2 separate regions of the Homo sapiens genome follow, and region 2 is linked to region 1. A link is an interaction called in ENCODE POLR2A ChIA-PET data of the cell type or tissue named here. Cell type or tissue: PC-9. All regions are shown on one strand. Links, peaks and the distances in the headings refer to the core of each region. The heading gives the core; the rest is flanking DNA.

Region 1 (2,920 bases), core at 89-2,588:
TCAGGACCTGGCTGCTGAATGCCTTCACCGTGGTGCATCAGACCCCACTGCTCACACCCAAAAGTAGGGCTCCAACCCTGTCGGGCGCCTCTCACCTCTGGTCTCGTGATCTGTCCTCAGCCACCCTTCAGGGACTCCCTGTTCTTAAATGTGCGTCAGCTGCTCCCAGAGAGTCTGAGAGCCACACTAGACCTGCAATGCCTCGTCCATGGCTTTCTTTCCACTGAAAAGAGGATGGACTCTTATTAGGTACAACAGGGTAACTGAAAACAGGTTGAAGTTTCTGCAGCTTCAGTCACAAGTGGGAAAAATTTCTAGTGTCCATTTCCAAATCAAGTAGTAGGGGGAACTGGTAACTCAGCAGCCCAGTTGTTGAATGGGAGAGCAAATAAAGCAGCCTCCTCATGTTTCTGCTTGCTTTTGTGATTTTAAAAGGACAATAAAATGTAGAGATTATAAAATAGTAAAGGCAAGCTTTGTAAAGGCCTTCCCAATGTGAAAGAACTTTTACTATCTTTCATTCCGACCAGGTCTTAGCACAGGAAGCAGGATGCGAGCAAGGCCGGGACCTCTTCTGGGATTTCTGCTCGGGCTGGGCTCAGCCACAGGTCAGAGGTGGGAAGCGTCCCCTCCACTGCCTGGAGAGGGGAGAACAGACCCCTCTGTCAGTTCCTGCTGATAATAACGCAGCCTGCGTGGGCAGACATTGTGCATCCCCTGGCTGGATAGAACACGTGTCTCAATGCCTTTCTTGTTCTTCACCTTTGTGTAGCATGTGGCTTGGCAGGCGAGAGGGGATTAGGAGGCCTGTTGACAGAAATCCTGGTAGAATTCCATGTTTGAGAAACCCATCCAAAGGCGATAGCTTTGGGGCTTCATTAGGGTGGTTATCAGATCCAAAAGTGTTTTCCAGAGTGTGGACCCCTCCCTCCATGTTCCTGTTCTTATCTCTCTAATCTCATGAAAGTGGGGAAGGGCTAGAAACTCTTTCTCAAAAGAGACTTACGAGAAATAGCTCCCAGACTAAACTCTTTGCTCTGTGTTCACTCATGTACTTGTTTTTCAAAGCTTGCCAATTAAAAGAAAGAAAATTGTATGTGTTCAGACAAGTAGGGACCCACAGGCTGATGCGGTCAGAGGGCCACTGATGCTGAGGTTGCTCAGAGACTGGGAAGGTGGCTCAGGATGGGGTGAGCCCCTATTTCTCAGAGGTGCTGGCCTGGCCTATTTACTCCAGAACACTTAGGCCCTTAGAGGCCACGATTTCGGGGCTGCTGTGACAAATAGCCTTGGAAAGGTCATGCAGATGCATCAGTGGCATGCAGAACCTGCCATGAGTCTTGAATATAGTTGGTCTTCAAAATGTGATTGCCGAATATATAACATTGCCTTTTAGCGGGCTTTTTGTTTTATTAACCAATGCAGAACTATGCCTTTGTTTCATTCATTCTTATGTAATGGCAAACATAAAAAAATAGGTGTCTTACTCTATCTTGCTCCTAATATTGAGTCAGAGGAACTCCAAGATCAAGGTCTCTCAAAAGAGTGGTTCCCCCAGGTTCATGGACATGTTATTTCTGTGCACAAAATGAATTAATGAATGTGCATAAGACAAGGCCAGCTATCTAGAGAGTATTACCTTGTTCCTCACAAGCTTTCTTTTGACTTTTGAAAAACATGCTGCTTGTCTTGTAAGCAGTAAGTACTCATTCTCCTCTACAAAGGAAGCTTTAAAAACTGGCTAGCCTCAAGGTGGTTTTTCCCTGTCTTGCACTGGGAATACAAGCTCCTTTATCTCAAACATCTCTGGTCATTTGAGGCTCACTTGACATCCTGTAGCAGGGAGAGGTCAGGGCTGGAGATGTAATGATGGAAATCATTAGTGGTTTTAAAGCCATGAGATGGGTGAAATCACCAGGGGGAGTAGATAAAGAGAGAAAAGAGAAGAGGTTGAAAGACCAGGGGCACTGTAACACTAAGTATTTGGGGAGATGGGAAGAAACAGACAAAGAAGACCAGGAAGGAGCGGTGAGAGAAGTAGGTGGACAATCAGGCATGTGGGGTGTCCTGAAAGCCAGAGGAAGACAGTATTTCAAGGATGCAGGAGGGGTCAACCCTGAGGAATGTTGCTGAGAGGTGTAGTCAGCTAAGGGCAAGCTCTGCCACTATTTTAACAATGTGAAGTTGTTGGTGACCTTGGAAAGGACATATTTTGGTGGAGGGGTGGTGGTGAAAGCCTGATTGGTATGGGCTCAAAAGATTCATTAGTCTTTGCTGCTCCATGAAGTGGAACAAAACAAGAGCATCAGCAACCTCCAGTCAGGGCTGATGATACCCTGTTCTGCCTGTATTATCTCCCCTAACATCCTCTCAGGAATTTTCTACACATTCCTTAGTTGATGGACATACGGACAAAGTTCCAATCAGGAGGAACTATGTCACCAGATTTTGGGATTGTAACAGTTATTGCCAAGTGTTTCAAATTGAAGCCTCAGCCTTTAGGTAGGACCATACACCACTTAAATAGGAAGGTGCCCCTTACAGATCATTGAAACTGAGTCCCCTTATTTTACATATTGGGAAGCTAAGGCTCAGATCTGGGAGATGACTCACTGAAGGTCATACAACCACTCTGAGGCATTGCCCCCCTTCTTCCTCCCAGGTGTACCTGGTGGATGAGAACCTGTACTTTTAAAAAAGATTACTGGGGGACAGATCTCCTATTTCTTTCATTTCCTTCAGATACCCACTTTGGGGCAAATTTTCTTTACAATAAATAAATAAAACTACTCAGATTGTAATATAAGCCAATTTTCCATATAAAAGATGAAGCCTACTTGGGTCCAAAAATCTGGGAAGACCCTAGTCAGGCAGCCTATTCTTTGAGAAATGAGAGGGACCCTGTGGCCCAATAAAGGGC
Region 2 (2,858 bases), core at 359-2,858, 64 kb before region 1:
ATTTGGAGTCGCTCTTTGTGGATTATATTTCCTTGATATTTTTGAGACTTGGGGTGTAATTGTTCAGTGGTTTTTGCTCATTAAAATTTCTGGGACCATTGTTTATAAATTTATTGCTAATCTTACAGTATTAGGATTCATTATAAAAACCAACATTTTAATGTATACGTGTTAGGGTAAAACTCGTTGAAGTGCTGTGATTGTCCTGTATTCAATTTTGTATGTTTCACCTCTACTGTGATTCAGACAGATCATGGTGGTCACTGGGAATTTTTGCTGTGGCCCTGCTTTTCCTTCTTCCCACTTGTCTCATGTCTGTGAAACTGGTACAACCTGCCATAAGATGAAATGAATTGTCTCAACAAAGCAATATTAGAAGAGCCTTTACTATCTTATTGGTGATGACACGTTTCTTAAGTAGGAGTTTGAGTGAATTATTTGATATATTACTTTGTTAATAATAGTTAACAATAGTTTCTTATTTTCTTTCAGAGTTTGGGCCTTTTAGATTGCATCAAATAAAGATGAGCTACTTTAAAAGACAGTCTGCGGTACTATTTGAAGAGAGATGGTTTAGTTACAAGTCAGTAACTTAGATTCATGAGAAAATTTTGTGTTGACATTCCATAAGATGAGTTGGCATTAGAATTGGAAGTCCAGTTTATTTCTGAATCAAAAAATGAGCGGGCTATTGTGCTGCCTTTAATAAAATTTGAGTGATGTATACATAACATTGTTTTTGCTGGCACATGTTCATCCACTGATACTGAATAACATTAATGATTGTTTATATGGAATTTCCTTGACTTTTTAAAATGAGGAATTCTATAGCTACTATTTTCAGAGGTATTGATAGGCAGTTTCTTTTTCCAGACACTATTTCAGTTTACTATTTGTTCATTTAAAATAGCAATTGTTCATGCTGATGTCAATGTGCTACGTATAATTTATCTTGATGCCAAGAGTTTTGCTGTGGGATGGAAGTATAAGTTAAAAGTTGTGATTTTAGATTCTCATAGGAATGCCATGAGGCACACTCTGTGTTTTAGGGTTTGGGTGGGAAGAATCAGAGGGCAAAGGTGATATGGGTGAGAATTTGTTGTGGGGCAGAGAGGGGCCAGTGTTGTCCGTCAGCGTTTCAGAGGAGTTCAGCTTTCTAAATCTATGCTTTTCTGGTATTTGATGTTTGTATGTATGAGAGAGAGAGAGAGAGAGAGAAAGAAGGAGGAGGGAGGGGAGGGGAGGGTAGGAAGGAAAAAGGGGAGGGAAGAGGGAGACAGAAAGAAACACAGAGTAAAATTATTTCTAGACTTGCACTGCAAAGGGCTTATGACTTTATAGTTTGCTTCTGCCAATGATATTTGGGACATAGTGAGCCTTTCTGTTATTTAGGTAAGGGGGAAGAAAATAGAGTTATTTTAAGTAATGAATTCTGCCATAAAAGAGGTGGGACCATTCACAGCATGTCAACTGAAGGTAACTCTAACAAGGACTGGTAACTAAGTCTGTAACGTAATTCAACAAAAAGCTTCCGGATTTTTTTTAAAAAGTCACCCTGATTTAGATAGAAAGTGTTATTAAAAATAGATGTTTTTATTTTGGATTTCCCTTTAGGGCTTAGTGTTTGTCCGGAACAAGGTGAAACCCCGTCTTTACTAAAAATACAGAATTAGCCAGGCTTGGTGGCGGGCGCTTGTAGTCCCAGCTACTTGGGAGGCTGAGGCAGGAGGGAGAATTGCTTGAACCGGGGAGGCAGAGGTTGCAGTGAGCCGAGATTGTGTCACTGCACTCCAGCCTGGGCGACAGAGCAAGACTTCATCTCAAAAATAAAAAGAAAAAGAAATTATAGAAGAGAGAGAGAGCCAATTTATTTAAGGAATGAATTCAGGAGCTTAATACTGGAGGCTTTTCTACATGTGACTCTTTAGAAAAAAAAAAACTGCTGGCACCACCTTTATTGTATGTACATTCTTATAAGACCTGGAGTTTATTGCTCTTCACTCGAGCTCTCCCACAACACATGACAATAAACTGTTGGAGGAGGAAAAAAGCTATCATCTCGATGACATAATTTTAATTTTTAACAAGTCCTTTATTTCAGTACAACCTGATTATTTGAAGGTCAGTCTTAGGGTGAAACTGGAACATGCCTGGAAGAAAAGCTCCTCTTTCCAGTCACTTTTTCTGTCTTATCTTGGTATTTTCAATCAGTTTTGCTTCACTATCCAAGAATGAATTAGAATTATCTCCCAGCACTTCAAACGTTGAACTCTTCTGATAATGAATGATGGTATTTAATTCTTTGCCATTTCAAAGAATTATTTCCTTCACATCAGTTTTCCTAACTCCACAGCTATTATCAACACTTTCTAGTTCCTGCTTCTTCACCTTGGTACTATAAAATGATTTGGCAATTTACATTTGTATGTGATCATGGCTACTCAGAAAGATGAGTATTTATAGAATGAGAGTGAAAATCAACAAGGAAGATTTTATCTCACCCAGCCAGTCCTTTCTAGTGTTTAATAGACCTCAAAGCCAGACCTTTAACCTACTCATAAAATTTCTTCTTTGATCTGTTTTCATTAAAACTGGAAATTAACTGGTCAGTATTCCACATTCATAATTAGCCCATCCAAAAATCAAGGTCTGCTTATTGGTACACTTGGGCCTTTTCTTCACATGATAATTTGTATTTAGACACACACGCATTTATGGATTCCTTCCAAATTTTACATTTTTTAGTCTTCTTTTTTGATTAAACTTATTATTCCTTCTTCAAGAGGAGGTATCTGTAATGCTTGGCTCAACATTGCAAGGACAGCTCCTCCCTCATCCACATTTACTTCCGAAGTGTC

Evidence for each region. ChIA-PET counts read pairs that join two places held together with the same protein. Peaks named below come from ENCODE experiments on the same cell type or tissue, not always from the same donor. Only the 100,000 strongest peaks of a DNase experiment are listed, where the experiment ranks them.
Region 2: POLR2A ChIA-PET joins it to region 1 with 5 read pairs; 4 of 35 experiments call an interaction of 5 or more read pairs at or near these places.

The regions. Positions count from the first base shown.
Region 1 is chr15:39,533,467-39,536,386 of GRCh38, reverse strand. No RefSeq gene overlaps it. Among named protein-coding and RNA genes, the nearest start is that of THBS1, 46 kb to the left of the region's middle. In PC-9, for the core only: no CTCF peak of the experiment used is centred there; no DNase peak of the experiment used is centred there.
Region 2 is chr15:39,597,904-39,600,761 of GRCh38, reverse strand. It overlaps THBS1 (thrombospondin 1), which reads right to left. Exons shown (of 22, transcript NM_003246.4): 22 at 1,296-2,858. FSIP1 (fibrous sheath interacting protein 1) reads left to right here. Exons shown (of 12, transcript NM_152597.5): 12 at 1-731. Among named protein-coding and RNA genes, the nearest start is that of THBS1-IT1, 13 kb to the right of the region's middle. In PC-9, for the core only: no CTCF peak of the experiment used is centred there; no DNase peak of the experiment used is centred there; H3K27ac peaks cover 428 bases.